Linked DNA regions of Homo sapiens: region 2 is linked to region 1. A link is an interaction called in ENCODE POLR2A ChIA-PET data of the cell type or tissue named here. Cell type or tissue: OCI-LY7. All regions are shown on one strand. Links, peaks and the distances in the headings refer to the core of each region. The heading gives the core; the rest is flanking DNA. Region 1 has its middle 45 kb from the start of PPP1R2B. Region 2 holds the start of PPP1R2B (PPP1R2 family member B).

Region 1 (16,090 bases), core at 5,162-7,661:
GAGGATGAATGTCTTTCACAATGAAGTATGTGTAAATACTCTATTGGTGTGTGTGTGTGTGTGTGTGTGTGTGTGTATAGTTCACTTGAACATAGCATCATCTCTCAGCTCATGCCACTATTTCATTCTTTTCCTCCCAAAGCCTCACCTCCATCTTCCAAGAGGTAGTAATAAGAAAATAATCAGAGAAAAGGTTGTTATCTTGTAGCAAACTGCAGATGGTAAAGGAGCAGTATATCTTATTTTGAAAAGCTTGCCAGAATGTGGACAGAAGGATTTTCAAAGCTTAATTCAATAAACTTCAATAAGCTGAGCTCCAGTGTTTTTTGACTAATTAATAAAGAAAAATGTCAACTCATCTGACCTCAAATAATCAAAATCCTCAAGCAAAAGAAAATCCTTTTTTATTCCCTTGACCCCAATTTTTAGTATGTAAACCAGCCCAGGGCAAAGCATGCCTTGTGCTACCAAACCTTTTTTTTTTTTTTTTTTTTTTAAATATACAAGGAGGACCACTGTTTAAATAAATATCAAGCTATATTATAAGAAACATCAGTATTGTAAGATTAAGGTCAGATGCAGTGGCACACGCCTATAATCTCAGCACTTTGGGAAGCCAAGGCAGGAGGACAGCCAGAGTCTAAGAGTTCAAGACCAGCCTGGGTGACATAGCGAGACCCTGTCTCTACAAAAGTGTAAAAAAACAAACAAAAAGAGTTGGGTGCAATGGTGTGTGCCTGTAGTCCCGGCTACTCTGGAGACTGAGGTGGGAGGATTGCTTGAGCCCAGGAGTTCAAGGTTGCAGTGACCTACAATGGTACCCCCGCACTCCAGCATGGGTGACGGAGCAAAAAAAATTAAAAAATAGAATTAAGCCAGATGCAGTGGCATGTAATCCCAGCCCTTTGGGAAGTTGAGGTGGGCAGATCACCTGAGGTCAGGAGGTCAAGATCAGCCTGGCCAACATGGTGAAACCCCCTCTCTACTAAAAATACAAAAATTCACTGGGCATGTGGCACATACCTGTAGTCCCAGCTACTTGGGAGGCTGAAGCAGGAGAATCACTTGAACCTGGAAGGTGGAGGTTGCAGTGAGCCGAGATTGTACCCCTGCACTACAGCCTGGGCAACAGAGCCAGACTCTGTCTCAAAAAAAAAAAAAAATTAAATTAAATTAAAAAAAAATTTTTAATGAAAATTTATTATAGCCATAGGACTCACCCAAACCTCTGTCAGGGCTGACACTACATGTTATTTAGCAGTATGAAGCAACCTGGCCTGGGGATTTCCAGGAGACAAAACCACCTCGGCACAGATCCAACTCTCATAAATCTTAAAACAAAGCTTACCCTAATAAGAATAGCTTAAACTCCCTTTACAAGCAAAACACCTGGTAATTGATCCAGACTGAATACAGATATCAGACAGGGGAATGATCCCCTTAAATTCTACAAATGGTCCCCAGCCATAAAAAGGAATGGGATCATGTCCTTTGCAAGGACATGGATGGAGCTAGAAGCCATTATCCTCAGCAAACTAACGCAGAAACAGAAAACCAAACACCACATGTTCTCATAAGTGGGAGCTGAATGATGAGAACACATGGACACACAGGGTGAACAACACACACTGGGGCCTGTCAGAGGTGGGAGGTTGGGGTGAGGGAGAGCATCAGGAAGAATAGCTAATAGATGCTGGACTTAACACCTACTTGATGGGATCATCTGTGCAGCTAATCACCATGGCACACATTTACCTATGTAAAAACCTGCACATCCTGCACTTGTGCCCCCAAACTTAAAAGTTGATGGAAAAAAAGAAAATTAATCCAGAAAATGGCAATCCCCAGACATTGTGGTTTATTAAGGATATGGAGTTTTTGAAATAGTTTTGTATTAAGGATGAAAAGCTGTGAAATAAATGAAGAAGTGAAGAAGATTCAGATTTGAGCCACTATTCTGACCATTTTGATAGAGTAGAGGCCACTCTGGGAAAAAGTAAGAGCTAAGCCAGGAAAGACAGGGCAGATGAGATGGATTGGGGTTAGGTGGATGACAGCTCACAGAGCCCATTCAATGCCCGGCTAAGGAGTGGTGATGTATCCTCTGTGCTGGATGGGCCATTAGAGGTTTTGGAGACAGAGAGGGCCTTAGTTTGAGTAGTGTTTAGAAAGTTCTCTGGAAGCATTCATTCTTGATAAATTGACCACAGGCAAAAAGACCAGCTAGGGGACAACTGTGGCCCCACAGACAGGAGATAATGAGGGCCTGAAGCTGACAAGACAGTGGGGATGTGGGAGGTCGGATATGAGAAAGCCTGGAAGGAGACGCTAGACAACTGGACGCTGTCTTTGAAACATGCTGGCTTCCAAGTGCCAGTGAGTGTGAGGGTGGAAATGGCTAGCAGGCTGTTGGAAATACTCAGAGAACCAGGTAAAATTCACAAGTTCATGCCAGGCTCCAGACCCCTTTAACTAGATATGATGTATGGAAACAGAGCAAATTCATATGCACAAGCAAACCTGGGCAACCTTCTGCAGAAACAGAAACAAAAAGAACAAATGGCTCTGAGGAGCCGCTCTGCTCAGTCAGCCAAGCTGAAAAATGGCTTCACATGAGCCTCAGCTTCATTCATTTAATAAAATCTTCCTCCTTATCCTCAGGTTCCTCAGCAACAGTGCCTGGCCAGCAGCTAGGTTAATCCAATCACCTGTGGCCTCTCTCCCCAGGTGAGGGAATAGTCAGCTTATAAACGCTGCTGCTGAAGCAAGAGGCAGCCTCACCATGGCCCCCAGAATATGTTCACTTTTCTGCTCCCCTCTCAGCCCATCTCTGCACACTTGAACACAGACTGTTCATTCCCCTGCCAAAACAAGAGCCTTCTTAGTTCTCCCTCTCTTCATGGCCCTCAATTTGAGAGAAATCTCTTCCTCTCAGTAACAATGTCTCAAAAACTCAAGAAGAGACCCCAAAGCCGAGAGCCAGCTAGCTTTGACAGACTGCATTTCATCTAGTTTCAGGAGCCACACACTTCCTTCCCTTTCTCCCACTCTATTTCTGAAAACCACAGGTTAAAAACACTGGGAAGCATCCTGAATGTCCATCAGTAAGTGAGCAGTTAATAAAGTCTGGATTCTCCATGCAGCCAAGCACTATTCACTTAATAAACGATGCAGACGTATGCCAAATCAGAACCATCTCTATACTCACTGTTAAATGAAGACACAACATGGCAAAACAGCGTACATTGCATTCTACCATTTAAGCCAGGAAAGGGACTCTAACTGCTCATATTTGTATCAAAAAGCTCTGGATAAACACTGTTTTTAAATAGATCAATTTCAGAAAGCAGTGCCCATAGGTTTGCCCCAGTCACGTATAAGTTAGGGGTAAAGGAACTTATAATAAAAATTATTTCAGTCACTACTTCTATATATGAAAACTGAAAAAGACTAGTTTTCTGCTAATGTTTTGATACCATACCTTTTTTTTTTTTCAATTGCACACGAAGAGATTACTAACTCTGATTTTATTCCACTGGGACTGTTCAACATTGTATTTCCACCATCCACAGCAGTTAAATAATGAGTTATAAATGTCACAATCATAATGAAATTCTCAGAATGAATTCTGTAAGGTCCAAAATAGGTTTTCCTGGCAGGATGGAGGAGGCCAAGGAGAGGGAAGGTAAGCATTCACAGTGGAAATGTCTGATGTACTCAATTTGATTTTACAGAGCAATGGAAGCCCCCACAAACCTCAATCTCAGAATTTACCATAATTCCATTCAACAAATATTGTTGAGCCCCAGTGTCTGGGAGAGTTTAGAATTAAATGCAATAGGAATCATTTGCAATGTTTGGCCAGGCGCAGTGGCTCACACCTGTAATCCCAGCACTTTGAAAGGCCGAGGTGGGCAGATCACTTGAGGTCAGGAATTTGAGACCAGCCTGGCCAACATGGTGAAAACCCGTCTCTACTAAAAATATTTTTAAAACGTAGCCAGACATGGTGGCAGACACCTGTAATCCCAGCTACTTGGAAGGCTGAGACAGGAGAATCACTTGAACCCAGGAGGCAGAGGTTGCAGTGAGCTCAAATCGTGCCACAGCACTCCAGCCTGAGCAACAGAGCAAGACTCCGTATCCAGTATCCAAAAAAAAAAAAAAAAAGAATCATTTGCAATGGTGCTTGCTGCCAAATTACCTTACCGGGAGCCTCTTTGGAACTTCCACACAAATAGGGAATTGTTAGCAAACTCCGACCTGGGCAACTCTCTCTGTGCAGAGAGGAAATATGGCTATAAATAGCCACTCCAGCCTCATTCTCCCTATGATGAGTTCACGAGGGATCTGTGAGGCCCTGCATCAGGTGAGTCCACCAGATGCAGGTCCTTGAGAGGCAGAAGGCATGCAGCAAGTCCTGGGAGTGGCTGAGAAGGGCTAAAAGTTGAGCCTGGGCCCTGACTGTAGTAGGGACTAGTAGTAAGCCATGTCAGTTGCTATAGCAGCATCTGAGAGCTTGTTAGAAAAGCAGAATCATGGGTCCTATCCAAGCCCTGAAGGATCAGAATCTGCATTTTAACCAGACATCAGATGATTGACGTGCATAATAAATTTGAGTAGCCTTAATGTTGAGTGGCACTAATGATAAATGCTTGCCGTGTTGAACACAAATAAGCAAGAAAGAAGAGTCCCGCCCTTTTGAATCTAGCCATGTAAAATGTTCAAAACTTACTTTCTCAAATCATGGCATGATGCAGATGCTTTGGAAAGATACTTCTGCAGAGAAGCATGGCATCCCTACTTAACCCAGGTCAAGGGGAGGGGAGCTGCAACAAAGGCTCTATTCCTAACTTCCTCACTGTCTCCATCTGATGGCAGGCAAGTTCTTTTCTTTTTAATGTCTGTTTGCATTGCTATAAAGCAGGCAAGTTCTTTGCCCTTTCCAGGGACCTCATTTCCCCAACATGTAACATGAAGATTTCAGAACTAGACCATCTTCTAATCACCCTCCTAGGCAGTGACGGTCTCCAGTCTACTCATAAGAAGAACTGTCTCTGCTGTGAGGTCTCCAGATCCCAGATAAAAACATCCTCAACCTCCCTTTTTCATTCACCCTTGAATTAGACAAGCCCTTTCTTGCCAGAGCCCTCCTTTGATCTTTTTGGCTTTCTTGGTTGTGTTTAGCACCCTTTACTCTGCCAGAGGACCTCACTTTTTCTTTGAGGCCAGCTGGTCTGTTTCCTGGACTCTTTTCTTCAGTGAGTCGTGTTAGACATGAATGCCTGGAAGTCAAGCTTTTGTCAGGAGAACACACTGTTTCCCAAAAAGAAAGATCACACACACAAACACACACATTTGTGAAGATGAGTAGTTTATCTTGTTTGGTATTTGTGACAGTGTTAATCATCGTAGTTTTCCAAAACCCACGGCGGCTATAACACAGCTGATTATTCTTTACATAGAATTCTAAGGTTAAAAAGTCTCCTTAAAGATCAAGTACCCCAAATTTTATTTAATTATCCCCTTTACATACCCTGACACATTATCTTTCAGTCTCCATTTGACCACCCCATAGAGGCAACCAGTACTATTTCACCTGCTCTCTAGAAAGTTTGTTCAGTTTATGAATCACTCATCTTCCCTCTGGTCCCTTCTACTCACTGGGACTGGTTCTTCCTCACAAAGCCTCAGCACACCCCTCTTCTTCAGAGGAGGCATCCAGTTATTGTTCTTCTGTTAAGCATCCCAGTTCTTCCATCACTGTTTAAACTCTTTTTTTTTTTTTTTTTTGAGACGCGGTCTCACTCTGTCCCCCAGGCTGGAGTGCAGTGGTGCCATCTCGGCTCACTGCAAGCTCTGCCTCCTGTGTTCACGCCATTCTCCTGCCTCAGCCTCCCGAGTAGCTGGGACTACAGATGCCTGCCACCATGCCCAGCTGATTTTTTGTATTTTTAGTGGAGAAGGGGTTTCACCGTGCTACCCAGGATGGTCTCAATCTCCTGATCTCATGATCCACCCGCCTCGGCCTCCCAAAGTGCTGGATTACAGGTGTAAGCCACCGCGCCCGGCCATTAAACTCTCTTTAGTAGGTTCACAACACTTTTAAAGAGTAGCACCTGGACTTGAAATCAGTATTTCAAGGATAGAAAAGAGCAGGATCCAATCATGAGTGTTTTGCTGATTCTCTTCTTTGCAAAGGAACTGAAACTATTATGTGGCAGGATGATTTACTGAGATACTAGGTAACGTTTTGTTCTTCCTGTTTGTCACACCATGCCACCTAGACCAATTAGTGAGACCTTTGTTCTCCCATACCTCTGGGGCAGTTTGTGTTGCAAAGTCAAGAGCTATGCTGTCCTCCCAACACTGGCATACTTGACTTTGGTTTCCCAGGATCTTCTACACCTTGGCAAACTTGAGGGATGGCAAGAAAAGCAGAGAGATAGCAGTGCCTTTGAAGCAAGAGAACTAAGAACAGATGCCCCAAGAATGAAATGAGATGAAGGTGATCCACAAGGTGTTGGAAACCTTTGCAAATGTGGTACTTAAGAGATGTGAATGATGTTTGATAGGAGAATAGCTGTCTGGGGAAACTAGGGAGGCTGGGCTGTAGTCATTGGAGATTCCACCTAAGCTTGGCAAAAAAAGCAACTGAAACATTTGTCTTCAAGAGACCCCACCTACCCCACCTCAGGCTTGGTAATGAAGAGGCCATGATGGATTGAAAATGAAGGAGTCTTTCCACCATTTTCTAGCCACAACTTACATCCCCAAAACTTGGATGTGACCCCTGCAAAGGGGAGGGGAGCCTCCAAAAATCACTGTAGGTTACTTTTCTTACAGCCCTTCTGTAGGTTTAAAGTCTAAGATTTAGAGAAAATGAAATACTTTCATTTTTTTACACTTGCACTTACTGTTTAAATTGTTTTTCCATTATAACTGTGTGAAGTATTATAAAGGGACTCAAAGAAAAGGCTTCCTGTATCAATGAAAGTACTGTCTAATCTGGAGATAGCTAGTACTTTGATTTTTCTTGGTGATGACAGGAATTGTAACCTAATATAAAGCAATGTGACCCCTTGTCATGTCATTTTAAATCTCTTTATCTTATTTCCCTCCTCTAATAGAAGTAAAAATGCAATAACTTCATAAAATTAATGGTAGAATTCTGGACTCCCATGCAAATGGACATGTTAAATTTTTACTAACCATAGGATTTGTTTAGGATATGGGTTCAAAGCTTAGACTCCAGGCCAGAGCACCTGTGTTTAAACCCTGGCTCTGTGAGTCTCTGTGTGGCTCTGGAAAGGCTAGTTACCCTCCCAACACTTCAGCTCCTTCATCTATAAAATGGGGATAATAGCAGTAGCTAGTTTGTAGGCTTTTGTGAGAATTACATAATATCCATATAATGTTCTTAGCAAAGTACTTGCTACATGCTAAGTGATAATTAACTATTATACATCGAGGACATTGAGGTGAAAACATTTTGCAAAATTAAGCACATCACACAAATGTAAATCATCGTTATTAAGCACTTACTATTCCAGTTGATTTGACATTTTCTCATTTTTAAAAATAAATTAAACATCTGGACCAAAAACATATATAATTATAACAACAAAAGGAGAGAAAATATTTAAATCCACAGATGGGGCATGTTACTTATATTGGCCTAAAAATAACCCAACACTGTGATATAACTCAGATCCAATTTCCATAAATATTCATGGGATAGTTAAATGATAAAGTACAGTACTCAAAACTTCTTTTGTGCATATATGTCTGAATGTGAACATCTTTTTTCTTTATTTATTTACTTTTTTTTGAGACAGGCTATCACCCAGGCTGGAACACAGTAGCATGATCTCGGCTCACTGCAACCTCCGCCTCCCGGGTTCAAGCGATTCTCATGCTTCAGCCTCGTGAGTAGCTGGGATTGCAGACATGTGCCACCATGCCTGGTTAATTTTTATATTTTTAGTAGAGACAAGGTTTTTGCCATGATGGCCAGGCTGGTCTCAAACTCCTGGCCTCAAGTGATCCACCTACCTCAGTCTCCCAAAGTGCTGGAATTACAGGTGTGAGTGACTGCACCCAGCCTGGATATGAACATCTTTAAAATTAAACAGTTTTCCTTCATCTCCTGGGCAGAAGATGAAAGATCTAATTAATTATTCACCCCTGGCAAAGAAACTCATTATTCAGCCAAGGCTATAATGCAAATCCTGTCAAGAAGCTTTGTTTTGGCTAAAAAAAAAAAAGATAATTTAGTACAAAGTGAATGATCCAGCTCTTTAAAAAATCTTTCATTCCAGAATTAAACATTATAGATTACTCCATTTAATATGCATCCCAGACCTGGACATGTATTAACCTCTATATTGGCTGGGCGCCATGGCTCACACCTGTAATCCCAACACTTCGGGAAGCTGAGGCGGGTGGATCGCCTGAAGTCAGGAGTTCGAGACCAGCCTGACCAACATGGAGAAACCCCCATCTCTACTAAAAATACTAAATTAGCCAGGCATGGCGGTACATGCTTGTAATCCCAGCTACTTGGGAGGCTGAGGCAGGAGAATCGCTTGAACCCAGGAGGCAGAGTTGGCAGTGAGCCGAGATCACACCATTGTACTCCAGCCTGGGCATCAAGAGCCTGTATCGCTTGGCCCTAAGCAATGGCCAATCCAGTGTTCTTGTAGTCTCTTTGAAGCTACCAAGTCCACTGGGCAGAACACAAGCAAAATCAAGTTTTGGAGGAGCCAAGAATTTAAAGTTGGAAGTCCTCAAAGCCAGCCTTTCACATAATCTGGGCATCCCTTCCGTACCTACTGTGAAGGCTGGTCATCTCCTCTGTGTGGAAACTACTGTGAATGCAGTGTTCACTACCCATTTTAGTTAAAACTTTTCACTTCAAATGGCAGAAAACCCAGCCCAAACTGGATTAAGCAAAATGGGAATGTATTTCCTCATATCACAGACCATGAATCTTCTAGGATCTTAATTTCAGTCTTGGCATGATCAAGACTCAGCCAACATCACCAGGGTCTGGTTTTCATTCCCATAGCTGAGCTCCACTTCTCAAATAGGCTCTCTCCGTGTGATAGCAAAACGGCAGCTGTAGCTTCCCATTCTCTTCTTCAGGGTCAGCAGGAAAAGATCAGCATCCTAAATAACTCAAACAAAAGTCTTAGGATTGCATCTTTTGGTTCTAATCGGCCTAACTTAGGTCTTACAGTACCCAGTCACTATTGTCAGGGTTATGGTGGGTTATGCAATGCTCTGACTTGCCAGGCTTAGCTGTCAGATGGATGGGGATGAGTCAGTTTCAAGGGAACTACGAATAATAAAAGGACAGAAAGGAGGTATCGAAGAAATCCAAATGGCCAAGCGTGGTGGCTCATTCTTGTAATCCCAGCACTTTGGGAGGCCAAGACAGGCGGATCACTTGAGGTCAGGAGTTCAAATCCAGCCTGGCCAACATGGTAAAACCCCGTCTCCACTAAAAATACAAAAATTAGCCAGGCTTGGTGGTGCATGCCTGTCATCCCAGCTACTCTGGAGGTTGAGGCAGGAGAATTACTTGAACCCAGGAGATGGAGGTTACAGTGAGCCGAGCTCACACCACTGCATTCCAGCCTGGATGACAGGCACTCCAGCCTGGGTGACAGAGCCAGACTCTGTCTCAAAAAAAAAAAAAAAAAAAAAAGCCAAATGAAAAAAATTGAACAAATGAATCCTGGATTATCAAAATCCTACCCTTCACAACATTCACCACTGTAAATTATTCTAGTAATGTATTTTAGTGAAATAGAAATTAATTTCTGGAATTTTGATTCCTAGTCCTAAATTTATCTTCTGGAATCACACAGAACAAGGCTACTTCCTCTTCCTGATGACAGTCCTTCAACTCTTTGTAGATAGACATCAAATCTCACTCAGTCTGCTGTCTTCCCAGTTAAACATATTGCATACCAGGTGGTAGACTTTTTGGACTGAAAATAAATCAACGCATCCTATTAGGTAGATACCAGAGTTGATTTTTTAAATTAATTTTTTATTTTTATCTGTTTAATTTTATTTTGAAATAGGGTCTCACTCTGTCTCCCAGGCTGAACTGCAGTGGCACAATCTCAATTCACTGCCATCTCTGCCTCCTGGGCTCAAGAGATCCTCCCACCTCAGCCTCCCACAGGCATATGCCACTACACCCAGCTAATTTTTGTATATTTTGTAGAGATGAGGTTTCGCCATGTTGCCCAGGCTGGTTGTGAACTCCTGGGCTCAAGCAATCCACCCTCCTCAGCCTTCCAAACTGTTGGGATTACAGGCATGAGCCACTGTGCCTAGCCTGACATCAGAGTCTTTTTGTGGAAATGAAATATAATGTTAGTTTATATTCTTTTTATCTTCATCTTGAAGAAAATAATAATAATATAATAATAAATTTGATAATGAAAAGCATTGGCAAGGCTATTGGGGAAATAAACATTATCAAGGAGAATCAGTTCTGGTAATGCTGATTTGGTAATTGGGACCAACCATCCTACATTAGACACACAAAAGATGAACAAAATATATTAAAATATTTTTAAAATATCAAAAAGTTAATAAAATTCAAAATGAATAGAACTCAAACTAAAGAATATGCTAATCCACATGAGCTCAAAGTTGCTTTGGCCTTGGAATCACTTTCCAATCTGGAATGAATATCAGCAAAATTGAGCTGAGGTTCTGGCTGCCTCATAGAGCTAGAGGAAAGTGTCCAGGCAGAGGACTCACCAAAGTTAGGGACCTTGATAAACCACTACCCATTATAAGCAAGGACAAAAAAGGCCATACCCTTAGAGTGAGTGTGAAGCAGTAGTAACTATTCTCAGATGGGCTTGTAACCTGGTTCCAGGTCATCTAAGTAGTTCATGGAACCTAAAGCCTTGAACTTGAATTAAGATGTGACACAAAAAGATGCCTGATAGAAGCAAATGCAAGTTTCTGCAGAAGATCACATTATTATCAGCCTCAAATTATTCCTACGAAAAATTTTCAATTGCAATAAGCTCCATACAATCAAAGATAACCAGGCACACAAGAAATTAAGACACATGAGTAAGAGTCAGCAGAGACCATGACCTCAAATGGTGAAATTACGAGACAAACATCCTTAGTATCTTCAAATAAATAAAGCTAACTTTGGGGTCTAAGTCCATTTAGTGGAGGAAAATATTTTTTGTAGGAGTAATTTGAGGCTTGGAATAATGTGTTCTTCTTCAGAAAACATGCATTTGCTTCTGTCAGACATCTACTTGTGCCACATCTTAATCCAAGTTCAAGGTTTTAAGTTTCATGAATTACTTATATGACCTAAAACCAGGTTACAAATGGAACAAGTGGATTTCTAACGAATGCAAATGAATGCGGTTGGACTCCTACTTCTGTGTGTGTGTGTGTGTGTGTGTGTGTGTGTGTGTGTGTGTAATTTTTTAAAATTTTTTTGAGACAAATCTCGCTCTGTCACCCAGGCTGGAGTGCAGTGGTGCAATCTTGGCTCACTGCAACCTCCATCTCTCAGGTTCAAGCGATTCTCCTGCCTCAGCCTCCCGAGTAGCTGAGATTACATGCATGTACCACCATGCCTGGCTAATTTTTGTATTTTTAGTAAAGACGGGGTTCCACCATTTTGGCAAGGCTTGTCTTGAACTCCTGACCTCAGGTGATCTGCCCACCTTGGCCTCCCAAAATGCTGGGATTAGATTACAGGCATGAGCCACCATGCCTGGTCAATATATTTTTAAAAGCTCAAAATGAATCAAGGATCTAAATTTAAGACTAAACCAAAGCACTCTTAAAAGGAAACATTGGGTAAATCTTCATGACCTTGGATTTGGCAATGAATTCTTTGATAGGACAATGACAGCATGAGCAATGACAATGAACATTTCTTGATAATGTCCTTTGTGCATTGAAGGACATTATCAAGAAAGTGAAAAGACAACCTACAGAATGGGAAAAATTATTTGCAAATAATATATCTGATAAGAGATTAAGATTTAGAATACATAAAGAACTCCTGAAACTCAACAGCAAACAGATTAACAACCTGATTTAAAACTGGGCAAGCAGTTGAAGGGAGACAGGAGAAAATAAATAAATAAAATAAAATGGAAAAGGGATTTGAATAGATACTTCTCCAAAGAAGATATACAAATGGCCAATAAGGATACAAAAAGATGGTGAACATCATTACTCATTTGACAAATGCAAATCGAAGCCATGAGATACTGCTACACACCTATTAGAATGACTATATATATATTTTTTTTTAAAAAGGAAAATACTGTCCTGGGTACGATGGCTCACACCTGTAATCCCAGCACTTTGGGAGGTCAAAGCAGGTGGATCATTTGAAGTCAAGAGTTCAAGACCAGCCTGGCCAACATGGTGAAACCCCATCTCTTCCAAAGATACAAAAACTAGCCAGGCGTGGTGGCACACATCTGTAATCCCAGCTACTCAGGGTGCTGAGGTAGAAGAATTGCTTGAACTTGGGAGGCAGAGGTTGCAGTGAGCTGAGATTGTGCCATTACACTCCAGCCTGGGCAACAGAGCAAGAGTGTCTCAAAAAAACAAAAAAAAAAAACCCAAAAAACAAAAAAAGGAAAAATACCAAGTGTTGGCAAGTATGTAGAAAAATTGGAACATTCATACATTTCTGGTGAGACTGTAAAATGGCGCAGCCACTATGGAAAACAGTATGGTGGTTCCTTAAAAAGCTAAGCATAGAATTGCCATATGACCCAGCAGTTCCATTCTTATGTATATATCCAAAAAAATTCAAAGCAGAGACTCAGATACTTGTATGCCAGTGTATTGCACTATTATTCACAATAGCCAAAGGGTGAAAACAACCAAAGTATCTATCAACAGATGAATGAATAAACTAAATGTGGTACATATATACAATGGAATATTATTCAGGGATATTATTAAAAAGGAATAAAATTCTTATACATGTTAAAATAGAGATGAACCTTGAAATCATTTTGTTGTGTGAAATAAGCCATATACAAAAGGACAAATATTGCATGATTCCGCTTATATAAAATAGCTAGAATAGGCAAATCCATAGAGACAGAAAGTAGAATGATGGTTGCCAGGGCCTGAAAGGAGAGGAATGGAGAGTTATTGCTTAATTCTTACAGAGTTTCTGTTTGGGGCGATAAAAATGTTTTGAACATAGGTAGTGATGATGGTTCTGCAATATTATGAATATAATTAATGCCATTGCATTGTGCACTAAAATGGTTAAAATGGCAAATTTTATGAAAAATTTTAAAACGTTGGCAGGGAACTGGGAACTATAAAAATGATGTAGCAGATTTTAAAAACAACCAAATACAAATTTTAGATCTAATTTTAAAACCTAAAATCAAAAACCTAACCAGTTAAACAACATATTAGATTCCGTTTAAAAGATAATTTTGACCTTAAAGATAGAAGACACTGTTCATAATGCTCCTGAGAGAGACAGAATATGGAAAATACAGAAGAGAGGTTAAGAAACAAGGAAGATTGCTGGGTGCAGTGGCTCACGCCTGTAATACCAACACTTCAGGAGGCCATGGCGGGTGAATCACTTGAAGCTAGGAGTTCGAAACCAGCCTGGCCAACATGGCAAAACCCTGTTTCTACTAAAAATACAAAACAGTGGCACACACCTGTAATCCCAGTTACTCAGGAAGCTGAGGCATGAGAATCACCTGAACCCAGGAGGTGCAGGTTGCAGTGAATCAAGATCATGCCACTGCACTCCAGGCTGGGTGACAGAGTGAGACTCTGTCAAAAAAGAGAGAGAGAGAGAAAGAAAGAGAGAAATAGAGGAAAGAAAGAAGAAAGAAAAGAAAGAAAGGAAGAAAAAAAGGAAAGAAAGAAAGAAAGAAAGAAAGAAAGAAAGAAAGAAAGAAAGAAAGAAAGAGAAAGAAAGAAAGAAAAAGAAAGAAAGAGGAAGGACATCAGAACAAGGTCTTTTCTTTTTTTAAGTTAGCACAGACAAAAGAGAGAAAGAACTGAGGCAAAATTTTGAAGTGATGATAGCTGAGAACTTTTCAGAATTAATGAAAGACATGAGTCTATTGATTCAAGAAGTCAAACATCCTGAACAGGAGAAATAAAAAGAAATCCATGTCTAAACACATCATATAAAATTGCAGAAAACCAATGACAGGAAAAAGTCTTTAAACAGTCCAAAATAAAAACATGAATTAACTTCAAAAGAGCAACTGTTAGACTGTTGTTGTCTTCTCTGCAGAGATAATCAAGCCAGAAGAGTACTATGTTATCAAAAATCTGAAAGAAATTAACTGCCAAACTAGGATTCTAAACCCAGGGAAAATATTCTTTCTAGAATGAAAGTCAAATAAAGACATTTTAAGAACACAAAACTATCAGAGATGACTACAAATAAATTTGCACAAAGAAAATGCTAGCATGGGTGCAAAGGCTCATGCCTGTAATCCTAGAACTTTGGGAAGCCAAGGTGGGAGGATGACTTGAGCCTAGGAATTCAAGACCAGCCTGGGCAATATAGGGAGACCCCATTTCTACAAAAAATTTAAAAATTAGCTGGGCATGGTGGTGCACACCTATAGTCCCAGCTGCTCAGGAGGCTGAGGTGGGAGGATTGCTTGAGTCTGGGAGACAGCAGTTAAAGTGAACCAAGATCATGCCACTGCACTCCAGCCTAGGTGACAGAGTAAGATGCTGTCTCAAAAAAAAAAAAAAACAAAAAAAACAGAAATACTAAAGACTGTATTTTAGGGGGAAGAAAAAGAAAAAGAATATCAGATGGAAAGTCAGATATTCAGAAAGGAATAAAGATCACAGAAGCTGGTCAAAACAAAGTAAATGTTGACTATATAAAACCACAACAGGCCGGGCGCAGTGGCTCATGCCTGTAATCCCAGCACTTTGGGAGGCCGAGGCGGGCGGATCACGAGGTCAGGAGATCGAGACCATCTTGGCTAACACAGTGAAACCCCGTCTCTACTAAAAATACAAAAAATTAGCCGGGCTTGGTGGCGGGCGCCTGTAGTCCCAGCTACTCGGGAGGCTGAGGCAGGAGAATAGCATGAACCCGGGAGGCGGACTTGCAGTGAGCCGAGATCGCACCACTGCACTCCAGCCTGGGCAACAGAGCGAGACTCCGTCTCAAAAAAAATTAATAAATAAATAAAAAATAAAACCACAACAATAATATCATGTTGAATTAATAAATTTACATATACTTAAAATGCAGAACAATAGCATATATCAAGAGAGGATTAAGTGAAAAGAAAGTATTTTAAGGTCCTCAATGGTCCAGGAAGTTAATGGTGTTGATCAACATTAGACTTTGATAAGATAAAGATGTATGTGATCAGTTGTAGAGCAAACACTAAAAAATAGATATACAGTTATAATTTTCAACCTAATGGAGAAAACTAATGGGAAATTTTTAAAAAATCAATCCAAAGAAATTAAGAAGAAAAAAACAGCAAGCAGCACAAATAACACAAAATAACATCATATATTTAAATCTAAATTTTATCAGTAATTCACTTAAATATAAATAAATTGTTCCAGTTAAAAGGTAAATATTGTCAAACTGAGAAGCAAATCTAATTGTGTGTTGCTTATGAGGAAAACAGGCATTTCATAATAAAATTAATGGAAGTATAAATTGGGAAGGTACTTTGGACCCTTCCAAGGTATTTTCAATGAACAAACTACCAAGACTTTAACATACGCTTCGAGCCAGGAATTTCACTTATTGCAATTTACCATCCAGTTTTGCTCTTATTCATGCACAAAGATGAACATGTGAGACTGTTATTGCAGTGTAGTCTATAACAGCAGAGGACTGGTCTTCGTGTAACTACTTACCATCAGGAACCTAGTTACGTCGTAATAATCTATATAATGGTACATTCTTCAACAATAAAAAAAATAAATGAAGTATATCTTTATGTGCTGATAGAAAAAGATATCCAAGCTGTATTACAAAGTAGAAAAGAATAAGATGCCAAGCAATCTGTAGGGTATAATCCTTTCT
Region 2 (16,090 bases), core at 5,515-8,014, 53 kb before region 1:
TTTTTTTGAGACAGAGTCTGGTTGTGTTGCCCAGGCTAGAGTGCAGTGGTTCAATCTCAGCTCACTGCAACCTCTACCTCCCAAGTTCAAGCAATTCTCCTGCCTCAGCCTCCCGAGTAGCCAGGATTACAGGCATGTGCCACCACGTCCAGCTAATTTTTGTATATTTAGTAGAGACAGGGTTTCACCACGTGGCCAGGCTGGTGTCGAACTCCTGACCTCAAGTGATCTGCCTACCTCAGTCTCCCAAAGTGCTGAGATTACAGGCGTGAGCCACCACACCTGTCCTATTAACCACAATTTTAAAAAGGGAGGTCTGGCACAGACTTTGCTCTTTTGCCTCCTTTGTCCTTTCTTCCTGTCCAGAGTACAGATCATGCCCAAATCACATAAGAACCATCTAGAGACCAAGAGGTAATTAGCAAGAGGATGAAAGCAACATAGTATTCATGATGACAAAGTAGAAAAATAGCCTCGGGGTCCCTGTGGCACTAGCAGCCTCACAGTCCAAGCCGACTTCCCCCAGGTTTTTTATTATGAAAGAAAAATGAAGTCTTCTTTGCTTAAGGTACTTAGCAAATTTTCCATTACTTGCTGCTAAATACACTCCTAATAGATACAGCTCCCTGTTGCCTACTCACAGAAATGCCTAGCAAGGCGTCTAAGACCCTTCCCAGTCTTGCCCCCACCTCCCTTTGCAGATTTCTCTCACCCTTTTTTCTCATAAGAACTCGACTCCAACTTTGCTTTCTCTAAACAGAATGTTCACCACCCTGCTCTGTGTCATCGCTCACGGCAGCTCCCTACTTTGCATGCCCTCCCCCGACCACCTTTGCTTAGCTACTCTTCAGCTCCACCTCTCCCAGAAACACTTTACCTTGCTCCAGCAAGAAGTAAAATGCTCCTTCTTCTGAAATTCAAAGAGCGCTATTTGTATGCCATCTATCACCAGTATCCAATCCATCAGCAAGTCTTTTCAGACCTATTTTCATACTGCATCTCCCCAAAAACCACTTCCAGACATGACTACTCATATTATCTACTGCACACCACTTTTAGCTCTCATATGGATACCCAAAATGGCCCTGATCTGGCCTACGTATTCCATTCTTACCCCTCTCCCTCTGGTCCATTTCTAACACAGGTGCCAGAATAATCTTTTTTAAAATGTTAAGTCAGATCATGTCATTTCCTGCTCAGACCCTCCAGATGGCTTCCCAACGTCCTTGGAATAAAATCCAAATTCCTTTCCGTGAACCACCTGCCCAGCACCTCACAATGTGGTCCATTCTCCCTCTTCAACTCCATTTTTGCTCCTTTCCACCTGTTCACTCTCACTCAGCCATGTTAGCCATCCTCTGTTCCTTGACAGCGCCAGTCTAATTCCAGACTTAAGGCATTTGCACTTGGCATTCCCTCTGCCTGGAATGATCTCCTCCCAAATCTATACATAACTCATTCCCTAACTTTTCTGCTTCAATGTCATCACCCCAGATAGGCCTTCCCAGACCACCTTACCTAAGATAGATGACCCAAACACACTATCTAACCTTCATTATGCTTTGTCTTTGTAGCATTTACCTGACCCTGAGTTTATATATACATGTATTTTTTAAATTTTCTTGTTTATTATGTAACTCCCCTCTGGATCGTCAGCTCTGGCAGAGCAGGGGCTGTGTTCCGTCCATCACTGTGTCTCTAGCACCTGCCACAGTGCCTGGCACATAGTAGGTGTGGCTACTGTAACTCCTTCCTGTTTGTTTACAATCTGAGTACCTGCTTCATTATGGCCACTAGGTGGATATCTACAACTTGAAGTCACATCCAATGTTTCCTCCAGTTCTTCCTCCTTCTCCTGCCTCCTCCATCCTGCCATTCACCCTCTATACCTATTACAAAGCATAGAACATCGAAATATTGGAAAAATGAAAGAGCTTTTCATTTCTGGTTTTATTTTAAGTGTATCAGCAATCTCTTTCTTAATATGTAATCTTACCTAAGCTAACAAAAATTGTCTTCCACCAATATTTAATTACTCTTCCACAAAATGGTAAAAACTCGATATCGCTTCTTTCCATTTATATAAGGTCTTACATTTTAAATAATTTTGATACTAATGACTATATCATTTTATTCTATTTTTCTTTCATTAGAGAAAGTGAAGTTCTATTTTTTATTTTTATTTTATTTTGAGACAGAGTCTCATTCTTGTCACCCAGGCTGGAGTGCAGTGGTGTGATCTTGGCTTACTGCAACCTCTGCCTCCTAGGTTCAAGCGATGCTCCTGCCTCAGCCTCCCAAGTAGCTGGGAGCTCACCACCATGCCCAGCTAATTTTTGTACTTTTAGTAGAGACGGGGTTTCACCATGTTGGCCAGGCTGGTCTTGAACTCCTGACCTCAGATGATCCGCCCCCCTCGGCCTCCCAAAGTGCTGGGATTATAGGCATGAGCCACCGCAACCAACTGAAGTTCTATTTTTCAATTTCATTAGAAAAAGCAAAGCCACTTTGAATCCTTCTTGCAAATAGACATAAATATATTTTTAAATACAAAAGATAGTTTAAAAATCTTAACAAATAATGGTGTACTATTTAAAAGAACAGAATCACTAGCAACCACGAGCCCTTACACACAAATATTTGTTAGCTTCTCTTTCTATTTCTGCTTGGAATCATTCCACTAGCTGACTGCTACTGAAATCTAATTTTCCAAGTTTCTTAAGAATACCCTTTCAATGCCAAGTCTCATTCCAAACAGCAAATCTCATTGACCTACGCCCATGACTGAAGTTCTAATGACTAAAATCCTTCAGCAGCGCTACTATTTCAGATCAAGTTATTAAAACTATAGTTCCCCTCAAATGCACATTGATTAGTGAAAGAAGCCAGCCTGACTGGCAACACACTGTAGGATTCTATACGACAATCTGAAAAAGGCAAAAATATAGAGGGTAGAAAGATCAGTGGTTGAATGTACTATCACTAAATTCTACACTTAAAAATGGTAAAAATGGCAAGTTTTATGTCATGTATACTTTACCATAATTTGTTTGTTTGCTTTTTGAGACAGTCTTGCTCTGTCACCCAGGCTGAAGTGCAGTGTTGTGATATCTGCTAACTGCCACCTCCACCTCCTGGTTCGAGAGATCCTCCCAACTCAGCCTCCTGGGTAGCTGGAACTACAGGCACACACTGCTATGCCCAGCTAATTTTTTGTTTTAGTTTTTGTTTTGTTTTGTTTTGTTTTTTGTTTTTTTTTTTTAGTAGAGATGGGGTTTCACCATTTCGGCCAGTCTGGTCTCAAACTCCTGACCTCAAGTGATCCACTCACCTTGGCCTCTCAAAGTGCAGGGATTACAGGCATGAGCCACTGTTCCTGGCTGGTTTTACCATAATTTGTTGAAGGGCAAAAAAAAAAAAAAAAAAAAAAAAAAGAGCAAGTGTCAGAGGTGCAGGATGAGAGGTGAGGAGGAGTAATAGGTAAATCACAGGGTGGGTTTTAGAGTGGTAAAATTATTTTGTATAATACCATAGCCAAGAAAGCCATGAATGCATAAGCACGTGCATGTGTCAAAATACACGGAGCTGTCAAACACAGAGAGTGAACCCTAATATAAACCGTGGATTTAAGGCCCAGCATGGTGGCTCACACCTGTAATTCCAGCACTTTGGGAGGCCGAGGCAGGCGGATCACTTTGAGCTCAGGAGTTCGAGACCAGCTTGGGCAACATGGTAAAACCCCATCTCTACAAAAAACACAAAAATTAGCTGGGCGTGGTGGCTTGCACCTGTGGTCCCAACTACTTGAGAGGCTAAGGCTGGAGAATAGCTTGAGCTAGGAAGCAGAGGTTGCAGTGAGCCGAGATCAGGCCACTGCACTCCAGCCCGGGTGACAGAGTGAAATCCTGTCTCAAAAATAAATAAATAAATAAATAAACAAACAAACAAACAAACAAACTATGGACTTTAGTTAATAAGAATGTACCAGTATTGGCTCACCAATTGTAAGAAATGTACCATACAAATGTAAGATGTTAATAACAGAGGAATCTGAAGGAAGGCGGGGAGAGTATATGGGAACACTGTACTTTCTGCTCAATTTTCTGTAAACAAAAAACTGCTCTAAAAATAAAGTCTATCAATTAAAAAATAAGAAACAAAACTTAGTTCCTGTTTTGGTCATAAATGTCTAATTAAAGAGAAGTTTTCTTAAAAAAAAAAAAAAGTCCTTCGTGCCAAATTGCCAAATTGTAGATCTAGGTAAATATTACCTTAATTGCATGTTCATATTTCTTCTTTGTGGATGAGTTTTCTATTTAATAAGTACCTCTATCTTTAAACATCAGACAGCTCATTGGAGACAGATATTTATTAAATGCCCATTCTTTGCAAGGCTATGTAGTAGGCATTAATATACTTTTAAATAAATAAAGCAAAATCTTGTATTGCAAATCACGCTTGGGAAGAGGGAAGAGGAAAGAAAGATTTCCATGGGATTTCCCTGGATGGTTTTTTCAGGGTACACAGGTCACCTTGCTCCTGAATCATTCTTCTCAGCAATCTCAAAGGAAACTGGGACTCTCTCTCCTATCTTTTGTACATTTTTATGGATTCCTTGGCTTCTCTCTACAGCAAGAAGATAATTTCCTAGAGCAAACAGCCACATTGATATTCATGGGATAAACGGTTTGTAACGGAACAGCAACACCCCGCTAATGTAAATTTCATACACAGCTTCCAAAAGGTTAAACAATGCCGCTTAGCTCTACTGTGCCCGGAAAGCAAATGACAGCAGGAGGCTCAACCTTGGCACCAACCTTGGCAGGAGGCTCAACCAGGCTGAGTCCTCAAACAGAAATTTCTTTCAGTAACAAGGTCTTGCTCTCTGCTTGGGAGAGATGTTCAGTGCCCTGTAACAGTCTAAGTCCCCTGGAAACTAACAACTCAGACACAAACAAGCCCCATTCAACTTTCTCAACTCAAAAAGGAAAGACCACAGGCAAAGAATGAGGGAAAAGCAAAGACAGAAATATTTTCAAGTTTTCTTTATGAGTACATATTTTTAAACAGCTTTCCCACATATGCTTGCTGAATACCTTTATCCTCTCCACTGTTCCTTTACTCAATGCTCTGACTCCATCCTCTCACATTCAGACAGTATTTATTGAGTGCCTACTGTGTGCCGAGTGCCCTAGGATGTGCTGGAGGTACAACAACGAGGAATTCAGACAACTTCTTTGCATCCCATGGGGCTTATATTCTGGAAGAGGCAGACAATAAACAGGTTAATTTCAGGTTGTGTTACATGATATGGAGAAAAATAAAACTGGGTAATTTTGCAACAAGGAATATAATGGTGGTGGGGCATTGGTGTATATATTTTATAAAAGTGGGTCATGAAAGGCCTCTGTCAAAAGGTGACGTTTAAACTGAGACTTGGAGGATGAGAAGGAGCCAGCCATCTAAAGATGTGTAAAGGCCCCTAGGCAGGGACAAACTTGCATGTTCAGGACTGGGAATGAGGCCAGAGAGTCCAGGGCACAGTCATGGTGGGAAGACATAGGAGCAGGGGCTAGATCATGAAGGGCCTCGTAAGCACAGTGAGAATTCTGGGTTTTATGCCACATACAATAGAGAAGCAAGGAAGAATTTTAATCAGGAAAGCAAAATGATCTGATCTACATTTTTGAAAAGATCCATTTTACTACGGTGTGCAGAAAGGATTGCAGAGGGACAAGACTGGAGACAGGGAGATGTATTGGGAGAAGACTAGAGGGCGTAGAGCAGATGAGAGGGAGTGACGACTTGGACAAGCAGGTCACTGCTCAGTCTGTACTACACCTGTCCCTGTTGTGGGACACACGTTGAAATCTAGGGGTTGAAATCTAACCCACATCATCTTGCCAAGCCCTGTAATCTAGCTTGGCAAGGGGCTGATTCAGGCTGAGAGGATAGCCTTGTAACCATTCATCTACCCCAAAGGAATACTTTTTATCCAATATGGGAAGGTGATTTATCTGCCTTAGGTTAGCCCCAGGGCAATGGAGAGAAAAGCCTTGATGGAGAAAATACCATAGAAGGTGACCTGAATAAGACTTGCTTGACTGGGGGTAGGTGGGAAAAGGAGAATTAAGTGACTCCTAGGTTTTTGGCATGAACATCATGGTGGGTAATCTCATTTCCTAAGAGAGGGGAGATTGAAGAGCAATAGCTATATGGGATTAGAACACTAAATGTTTTGTTTCAAATATGTTAATTTGAAGCGTCTATTAGACATCATACGGACAATCAGGTGGGGGAGAGTGGCAAAAGAGAAGACTTAACCTCATTCTGGAGGGTGGCAACGTTTAGAGGTCAGATGGAAAAAAAGGAGCCAGCATATTCCATGCTTGACTCGCTTAGTGGCTAACACACACTCATGCTATGCAACAGGACATGAAAACCATTTGTTCCAGAAACGGCTGTCTGGCAGGTGGAAGCTGGGTGTTTTTCACTCAACATGTGTTTTATAGCTCATTTTCAATCAAGGGCTCCCATATAAACCCAGACAGTAGATCATGTACAAATTTAATTAACTATATTTGTGCAGAATCTCAATCTGACCATAAAAATTTAATGCTTAATATAGTTTAAGTTTCAATGGCCTTTCTTTTTAAAAGCAGACAGATGAAATGGCCACAGATTAATTTTTCCAGTCATCATCAATAGATCAGAGTTATGAAGACAACTGAGAAGAGTGGATGCTACAAGAATCAGTGTGAATATCAGATACATATCAGGACTTAATTACCTTCCACCAAACTCTCCTTAAACAATAATTGTTTTCTCTAATTAACTGTTTGCTCATAGTAACATCTAACTAGTGTCTCCTGAAGCTATTCTCTGAAGCCAAGGTTTTTTTGATTTTTTATTTTATCTATTTATTTATTTTTTTGGAGAGACAGGGTCTCAGTATGTTGCCCAGGCTGGTCTCGAACTCCTAGGCTCAAACAGTCCTCCCGCCTTAGTCTCCCAAAGTGCTCAGATTACAGGTGTAAGCCATCATGTCCAGCCCTGAAGCCAAATATCTTATTCCCAGGCAGAACAACTATATCACTTTCTAATACTTCCTCACCTTTGGGTGCACCCAGGTACAGTGTATATTTGCTAATAATAGTAGGGGAGAAAAGATCCTGAAATCCATAAATATTTATAAGCCATAGAGTGAATTCATTCACATTTTTAGGTTTGCTAATTTAGGAAGAGTCGCCATAAAGAGCGCTAGACCTGGATTTTAGTCTTACCTCGGACACTTGCTGATTGTGTGACTTTTGGAAAGCAGTTACCATCAGTTTTCTTCATCTGTAAAAGGGGGAGAGGAATGCCTCGTCTGGCTACTTTACTGGAGAGTTAAGCAAACTGAATGAAATGGGGATATGTAAAATCATTTGCCATTTCTGTTGCCAGAATATGTGAATTCAGGTACATAACAAACTCAATGTTGTTCTGAAATATCTTACCCAGTCATTGTTAGAAATATGCCTGGCAGACCTGATACCAACCTAGCACACAGCCTGTGTTCTTTCACAATAGCACATATCAGTTGACCAACAGTCATGAGTTTTATTCTGTACATGCTTATTTTGTTACTCACTAGAAGAGATTTTAGAGATTAATTCACACCTGTTTTAAATAGGAGGAAACTAAGGCCCAGAGAGGTGAAATGACATACTTTTGGTTTAACAGTAAATCTCTCTCAGCTTAAGTTTTACCATCTGCTAAATAAGGGGCTTAGAATAGATAAATTATTTTAAAACTGTGTTTCACAGCAGAGCCCACACATAGGCTAAGAGGGAAACAGCAAGAATATGGCCTCCATTCACCCAGAGCAGATCTGCCTTTAGATCTCTATATATTCCAGTTGTGCATAAATTAGAAGAGAGGGTTTCATGCTGCTGACAACAACTAAATATTTTAAAACAACTCAGCTTATCAGAGTTCACCAAGTGGCTTGGCCAAATTCTAATAGCAGACTCTCTTTGAGCTGAAATACAGTCTATATGTTCATGTCTTCAGGAAGGTCACAGCTCTGCAATTTACCTGGTCCCCGCAGGTTCCATGTGTCTTATACCAGCCCACCTCACTCAATCAAGTTACCCCCACTGGCCCCAGAATTCCATACTCCCCATGCCCAGCCTCCTATCATTCACATTTGGGGAAATGCTGTGGTTCACTTTCTTAAGTTCTTATCTCCCTACACAGGATGCCAATTGGGCTGCTATAAAATACGACAGAAGCTTAAACAAGATAGTTTATTTCACTCTCACATAGCAGTTTGAACGTAAGCAATCAGGGCTGATGTGGCAGTTCTGTGGTGCGTGGGAACAATGTTCTTCCCGTCTTATTGTACTGCTGTTGTCAACCTGACACTAGGCATTCATGAGCCCAGGTTAAACTTGGGATTCCTAAAGGGAGAATGGCTGCTAGAAGAGTGCTATTGGCTTATGCCACATCTTCTTTATTGAATTTTAAATGCTCAGGGCAGAGACCATGAGATTAGCTTCTACATACCGTGCATGGTGCCCAATTATATGCAAAATCTGTGCAAGCAAAACTGCTTAACATTCGTTCACTAGTAAAGAAATCAAATAGGAAAAGGAAAGATTTTAAGTAGAAAAAGCAGGTTGGGTGTGAGGGAACAATTCAGTTCTGGACATATTTAAATTGAAGCGCCTGTTAGACATCAAATGGAAAGGTCAAGTTGACAGCTCTATAGACCAATACACAGCTCAGGATCAAAGATTGAACTGGGAATATAAAGTTGGAGTGACCAATATGTGGACTATGTCTACAGCCTTGGAGGAGAACCTGGGGAATGGATGCAGACAGACAAAAAGAGGTGTCCAGGAAATAGATCTTGGGTGGAGCAACATTTAGAAGTTGGAGAAATGAGGAAAAAACAGCAAGTGAGAAAGAAATAAGAGCCCTTGAGGTAGGAGGGGAGAAAGAATGATATTTCGGATACCAAAAGAAGGGTTTCAAGAAGGAGGTAATGATCAATTGTGTCAAATGCTGCTTACAGGTTGAAAATATTAGCAAGGGAGGTCATTAATCATTGGTCACAGCTGCAGAAGAATGTTGAAAGCAAAGTATGTTTGGAACAAGTTCAGGAATGAATGAAGGAGACAAATTGGGGACATCAAGTGTCAACGATTCTTCCAAAGAATTTTGATGTAAAAAGGAGCAAAAACAGAATACAGCTGCTAAGAAAAAGGGGGAGAGAGGGTCAAGAAAACTTTTTTTAAAGATGTGAGAAATAATAGCCTGTTTCATTGCTAATAGGAATGACCCATTAGAAAGATAAAATTTAATGATGTAGGTGAGAGGGAAGAATTGCAGCAATGTCCTTGAGTAGGCAAGAGGTGATTGGATCTAATAAAGAAGTGGAAGGAGGATGCCAGATAGGAGTCTGGACAGTTCATTCTTGGTCACAGCTGGGAAGGCAGAGTATATAGATGTTAAAGCTGGCAAATGAGTAGATGTGATGGAGAAACCTGTGAATACTGTCCATCAGCTTTTGAAGTGGAATAGAAACAAGATCATTGAGAGTGAGGATGGGGAAGGAGGTATTAAAATTTTTAAAGAAGAAAATTAGATATAAAATGGTTATGTATAAAATGGGAGAGTAGATGGACTAAGAATGTATAGCATGCCTGCCTGGCAGCATCAAGAGTCCCCTTGAAAATTATGGTCATGAATTTAAAGTGAGACCAAATCAGACCAATTATATGTTTTATTCCAGCCACATTCAGCTGTACAGATGCAAGCAAGAGGAAGTAACTCAAGGGTATATGAAAGGCAATGATTATAATGACTAACCTTAGAATTAAAAAAAAGTGAGATCATTATGGTAGTGAGGTATAGCAAAAAAAAAAAAAAAAAAACAACAAAATAGTAGGATTAATCAATTGGAAAACGTATTAGTCCATTTTTACACACTTACGAAGAATTATCTAAGACTGGGTAATTTATTAACATAGAAGGTTTAATTGACTCACAGTTCTGCAAGGCTGGGGAGGCCTCAGGAAACTTATAATCATGGCAGAAGGCAAAGGGGAAGCAAGGCATGTCTTACATTGTGGCAGGAGAGACAGCGAGCAAGTGAGGGGGAAAATGCCAAACGCTTTTAAACCATCAGATCTTGTGAGAACTCACTATCACAAGAACAGCATGGAGCAAACCACCGCCATGATTCAATCACCTCCCACCAGGTCCCTCCCTTGACACATGGGAATTACAATTAGAGATGGGATTTGGGTGGGGACACAGAGCCAAATCATATCAAAAGTGCAGGTGGACTTAAAAGACTGTTGGAGTTAAGCGTTAGAGATAGTAAGGAGAAAGATGGAGGTGGTGGTCGGAGACTAGGTTACAAGAAATAGAATTTTGGAAGGGGTGCAGCCACGTGTAATGATACAGTCTGGGGTAAGACTGTGTGAATAGGTGACTGAAAAACAAAGGAAAAAAGAACGTTGGTTACTGGGACCAAGAGCACATGTATCCTACATCTTCTATCCCCATCATCAAGGCTGAGAAGGGGCCTCTGCTCTTGGAATCACATCAAGCTTCACCAGAAGTCAACATGTCAATCAGCAAGATCAAGATAAGCATACACACTCAAAACGAGGCCTGTCCTTTCCCCAGCAAACGTTAAGAAGGAACAAGTACAGGAGGATCAATACCCCCCTTAGGTCTCCTACACCCATTTTGTATAAGGGTTCAGAGGAAGACTTTTCAGGCTTCCCTTCAAAAACAATTCATATGTTGAAGCCCTAACCCCAAAGTGTTAGTATTTGGAGATGGGTCTTAGAGAGATAATTAGGTTTAGATGAAGTCATAAGGGTAGGCCTTTTTGATGGAATTAGTACTCTTACAAAAAGAGACTCTAGAAAGCTTGCCTTCTCTATGCCATGCAAAGACACAGCGAGAAGGCAGGCAAAGGGCACCCACCATAAACTGACGATTCTGGCACCTTGATCTTGGACTTGTATCCTCCAAAACTGTGAGCAAATAAATTGCCATTGTTTAATCTACCCAATCAATGGCATTTTGTTGTGGAAGCCCAAGCTGACTAAGACTCTCAGCCACTCACTCTTATGTGTACACCTAGATCTGGTCATTACCTCTGGTAGGTGAGAAACCGAACTCTATAAAGGTTTGGTCTTTTTAAAAATCAGTATGCTCTATTGCCTCTCCCTCGATGTTCATGAAGACGACACAGGCCTAGATGAATTTGACCCAAATTCTAATTTAGAGCCCACTGTTTATTAGCTGTATGACATTAAGCAAACACCTGAAGCTTTAATTGTCTCATTGGAAAAGGGAAGATAATGTCCCCTACCTTGCAGGGTTATTTAAGCATTTAATTAGATTATGTATGATAAAAGCATAGCGTTGTTATTTTGTTTTTTTGAGATAGGGTCTCACTCTGTCACCCAGGCTGGAGTGCAGTGGCATGATCGCTGCTCACTGCAACCTCCACCTCCTGGGTTCAAGTGATTCTCATACCTCAGCCTCCTGATTAGCTGGGATTACAGGCATGAGCTGCCACACCTAGATAATTTTTGTATTTTTGGTAGAGACGGGGGTCTCACCACGTTGTCAAGGCTGGTCTTGAATTCCTGGCCTCAAGTGATCTGCCCGCCTCCCAAAGTACTGGAATTACAGGTGTGAGCCACTGTCCCTGGCTAGCATTGTTTTTATTATATTTTTCAAATATATGACAGCTATGAAATTATACCTGGCCAGGCACAGTGGCTCATGCTTGTAATCCCAAGACTTTGAGTGGCTAAGGCAGGAGGATAACTTGAGGCCAGGAGTTTGAGAGCAGCCCTGGCAACACAGTGAGACCCCATCTCTACAGAAAATACAAAAATTAGCCAAGTATGGTGGTGCATGCCTATAGTCCCAGATACTCAGGAGGCAGATATAGAGGTGGGAGGATTGCTTGAGCACAGGATTCTGAAGTTACAGTGAGCTATGAATGGCCATTGCACTGCAGCTTGGGTGACAGAGCAAAACCGGAAGGATGGAAGGAAGGAAGGCAGGAAGGAAAGAAGGAAAGAAGGAAGGAAGGAAGGAAGGAAGGAAGAAAGGAAATTATACCTTTTTTTGCTACCTTTTCACTCAAGAGACAGTATTGTTAGGTTGTTGTGAAAATTAGGTAAGGGAGTACATGCCAGGTGTTGGAAAACTACAGCCCACAGTCCGAGTAGCCTGCTGCCTGTTTTTTTGAACAAAGTTTTACTGGAGCACAATTACATCATTTGTTTAAATATTGTTTATGGCTGCTTTCCTGTTACAATTAGAGTTAAGTAGTTACAACAGAGAATGTATGTCATGCAAATTCTAAAATATTGACTATCTGGCTCTTTACAGAAAAATATTGTACACCCCTGATATAAGCAAGCATTTAAAACAGCCTTAGTATAAGCTCTCAATAAGCAATAATGTTTCTTCCTTGTAAGCTTACCTCAATTTGCTCAACAAATTATGGGCAACAGTTGCACACAGGAGAGCAAGTAGAAATAAATCACTTGCATTGTGAAGTCCAACAGTAAAACTCTAGATTACATAGTCCTACGTGTAAGTTCAGATTTCCCTGGGTGCCATAGCAGAGTTTTTATATTGGGCATAGGGCAGGGTTGAACTTCTATTGTATTTTCACATCACTGCTGATCCTGTGACCAGTGTATCTCACACCAAGCATAGCATATGTTCATCAGACTACAATCTATACAAGACACTTAACTAAACCCAAGATTCTCACAGCAAAACAGGCAGGACAAGCCTAAGAGTGAAACTAAATCACTCTCACGAAATATCACTGATGATATTCAAAAACTCAAATATGAAGATGAGACAGCTCCTAGGGCCACAAAGAGGTGGAAAAAAAAAAAAAAAACAAGAAGATGGTCTGAGAATTGGACTTTTATATCTTCAACATCCCACACTCCCATCTGTCCACAGCAAAATGCATAGAAAATATCCCCCTGACTGATGGTTTCTACAGTAAAAAAAGTGACATTGAGGTGAACCACCAGCTTCCCCTACCACCTTAAGTTTCCTGACAGGAGACCTTTCTCTGCTTCAACGCATGGGAAGCATCATGAATGCCTGAAAGGAAAAATATACCTGAGGACAGCCATAGATAAAGGAGGAGAGTGGGACTATTACCCCCAGCCCTAGAAACTCCATCTGAAATTCAGCCAAAAGAGATGCCAAATCAGGGTAGCTATTCAGCAGCAGTACATTGTAGGAGGAATAGTCCACAGGTCCCCTGGGCATGAACCACTAGCCAGCCTTCCCACACAGCTGGGATATCCCTTTTGGCACCTCCCCATTTGGGATGGGCAGTGCTCTGATCATTAACTGGAGCCAAGGAAAACCTAGGCTCAAAGCACAATCTAGTGTTAAAGAGAAAGCAGCAACCAGTGGGGGAAATAAAGAAATTCAGCAGGTAAATTCAAAGAACCTCTAAGCAAACATATCCAATAATAATCAAAACAAGCCAGAGAAAGAAGAGAGAAATAATCACTTAATGCAAAAATACAGATGTATATCCACAATAAACAACAGCAAATAGGGAACTATTACCTCCCTAAATGAACAAAGCAAGGAACCTGTGACTGAGCCTAATAGGATGGTGATACGGAATCTCTGACCAAGAATTCAAAATGACAATTTAAAGGAAACTCAGTATCTCCAAGATAACACATAAAAGCAACTTAGAAATTTATCAGAGAAATTTAACAAAGAGATTGAAATTTAAAGAAAAATTAGACAGAAATCTCATAACTGAAAAATACATTTGCTGAGCTGAACAATTTATTAGAAGTTCTCAACAGCAGAAAGGATCAAGCAGAGCAAAGAATCGGTGAGCTCAAGGACAGGTTATTTGAAAATACAGAGTTAGGGCCAGGCACAGTGGCTCATGCCCGTAATCCCTGCACTTTGGGAGGCTGAAGCTGGTGGATCACTTGAGTCCAGGAGCTTGAGACCAACCTGGGCAACATGGCAAAACTCTATCTTTACAAACACACACATACACACACACACACACACACACACACACACACACACACACACACACACACACATTATACATGTGTGGCTGGTGCCTGTAGTCCCAGCCACTCAGGAGGCTGAGCTGGGAGGATCACTTGAGCCTGGGAGGAAGAGGTAGCAATAAGTCCAGATCACTCCACTGTACTCCAGCCTGGGTAACAGAGTGAGAACCTGTCTCAAAAATAAATAAATAAATAAATAAATAAATAAATAAATAAAAGAAAAGGAAAAGAAAAACAAAATACAGCATCACCTTTGGGAGGCTGAGGTGGGTGGATTGCCTGAGGTCAGGAGTTCGAGGCCAGCCTGGGCAACATGGCAAAACCCAATCTCTACTAAAAATACAAAAAATTAGCCAGGTGTGGTGATGCATGCCTATAGTCCCAGTTACTCAGGAGGCTAAGCCACAGGAATCTCTTGAACCCAGGAGGCGGAGGTTGTGGTGAGCCAAGATTGCACCAGTACACTCCACCCTGGGTTACAGAGTGAGACTCTGTCTCCACCAAAAACAAAACAAAACACAACAACAACAATAACAAAAATATGGAGTCAAGAGAAAAAGGAAAAAAGAATGAAAGGAACAAAAATATAGAGAAAAATTGCCTAAAAAGACAAAAATCAAGAATTATGGATGTTCAAGTGGGAACTGAGCAAAAACAAGGGGTAGAAAACTTATTCAAAGAAATAATAAGAGAAAACTCTCCAAAACATGAGAAAGAAAAATACCTAGGTACAGGAAGGTCAGAGAACACCAAACAGATTCAACCCAAATAAGAGTACTTTAAAGGATATAATAATCAAATTCTCAAGTCAAGGACAAAGAGATACTCCTAAAAGCAACAAGAGAAAAGCAGCAAATGACATATAAAGAAGCTCCAATTCATCTGGCAACAAACTTCTCAACAGAAACCACACAGGCCAGAAGGGAGTAGGATGACATTTTGAAAGTGCTGAAAGAAAGTAACTGCCATCAAAGACTACTGTATCCAGCAAAGCTATCATTCAAACAGGAGGGATAAAGTCTTTCTCAGACGAACAAAAGCAGAGAGAATTCAACACCAAACCCATCCTATAAAAAATGCTAAACGGAATTCTTTTTTTTTTTTCTTTTGAGACAGAGACTCAGTCTGTCACCCAGGTTGGAGTGCAATGGCATGATCTCAGCTCACTGCAACCTCCACCTTCCAGGTTCAAGTAATTCTCCTGCCTCAGCCTCCCAAGTAGCTGAGATTACAGACACGCACCACCATGCCTAGCTAATTTTTGTATTTTAATAGAGACGAGGTTTCACCATGTTGGCCAGGCTGGTCTCAAACTCTTGACCTCAAGTGATCTGACCACCTCAGCCTCCCAAAGTGCTGGGATTACAGGTATGAGCCACCGTGCCACATCGGGAATTCTTCGATAAGAAAAACCACCATCACCACCGCCACCACCATGCAAAAAGAAAACATTTGAGGTATAAAACCCACTGTAAGTACACAGAAAAATCCAGAATGCCCTAATACTTGTAAAGGTGGTGTGAAACCCACTTATAACTCTAGTATAAAGCCTAAAAGACAAATCAAAAACTTTAATAGCTACAGTAATCGTCAAGAGTTAGGCAATATAAAAATATATTAATTGAGACAATATAAAGTCAAAATGTGGTGGGGGGATAAAGTTTGTTTCTATTGTGTTTTCGTGCTCTGTAAGTTTTCATCTCTTTACAACTTGTTACATCTATAAAGATGTTTTTTTTTGTAAGCCTCATGGTGTCCACAGTACAAAAGAACTATGAAAAAGGGCGTCGGATTTGCTCCACCCCCCCCACCCCCACCACACCCACCACCCCCCACCCACCACTCCCCGCGGAGCTCTAGGCCGGCATCTCTCCGCGAGCCGCGGGTCAAGTGCCGGCGGCTAATGGTGCGCGAGGAGCCGCCACCCATTCGGCGTTGGCTCTGGCGTCGGGGTCGTTGTGACAACCGCTCCAGTAGCCGTT

What was found. ChIA-PET counts read pairs that join two places held together with the same protein. Peaks named below come from ENCODE experiments on the same cell type or tissue, not always from the same donor. Only the 100,000 strongest peaks of a DNase experiment are listed, where the experiment ranks them.
Region 2: POLR2A ChIA-PET joins it to region 1 with 5 read pairs; 4 of 35 experiments call an interaction of 5 or more read pairs at or near these places.

Annotation. Positions count from the first base shown.
Region 1 is chr5:156,887,439-156,903,528 of GRCh38, forward strand. No RefSeq gene overlaps it. Among named protein-coding and RNA genes, the nearest start is that of PPP1R2B, 45 kb to the left of the region's middle. In OCI-LY7, for the core only: no CTCF peak of the experiment used is centred there; a DNase peak (open chromatin) is centred at 6,233; H3K4me3 peaks cover 2,149 bases; H3K27ac peaks cover 2,500 bases.
Region 2 is chr5:156,834,337-156,850,426 of GRCh38, forward strand. PPP1R2B (PPP1R2 family member B) reads left to right here and starts at 15,959. Exons shown (of 1, transcript NM_206858.3): 1 at 15,959-16,090. In OCI-LY7, for the core only: no CTCF peak of the experiment used is centred there; no DNase peak of the experiment used is centred there.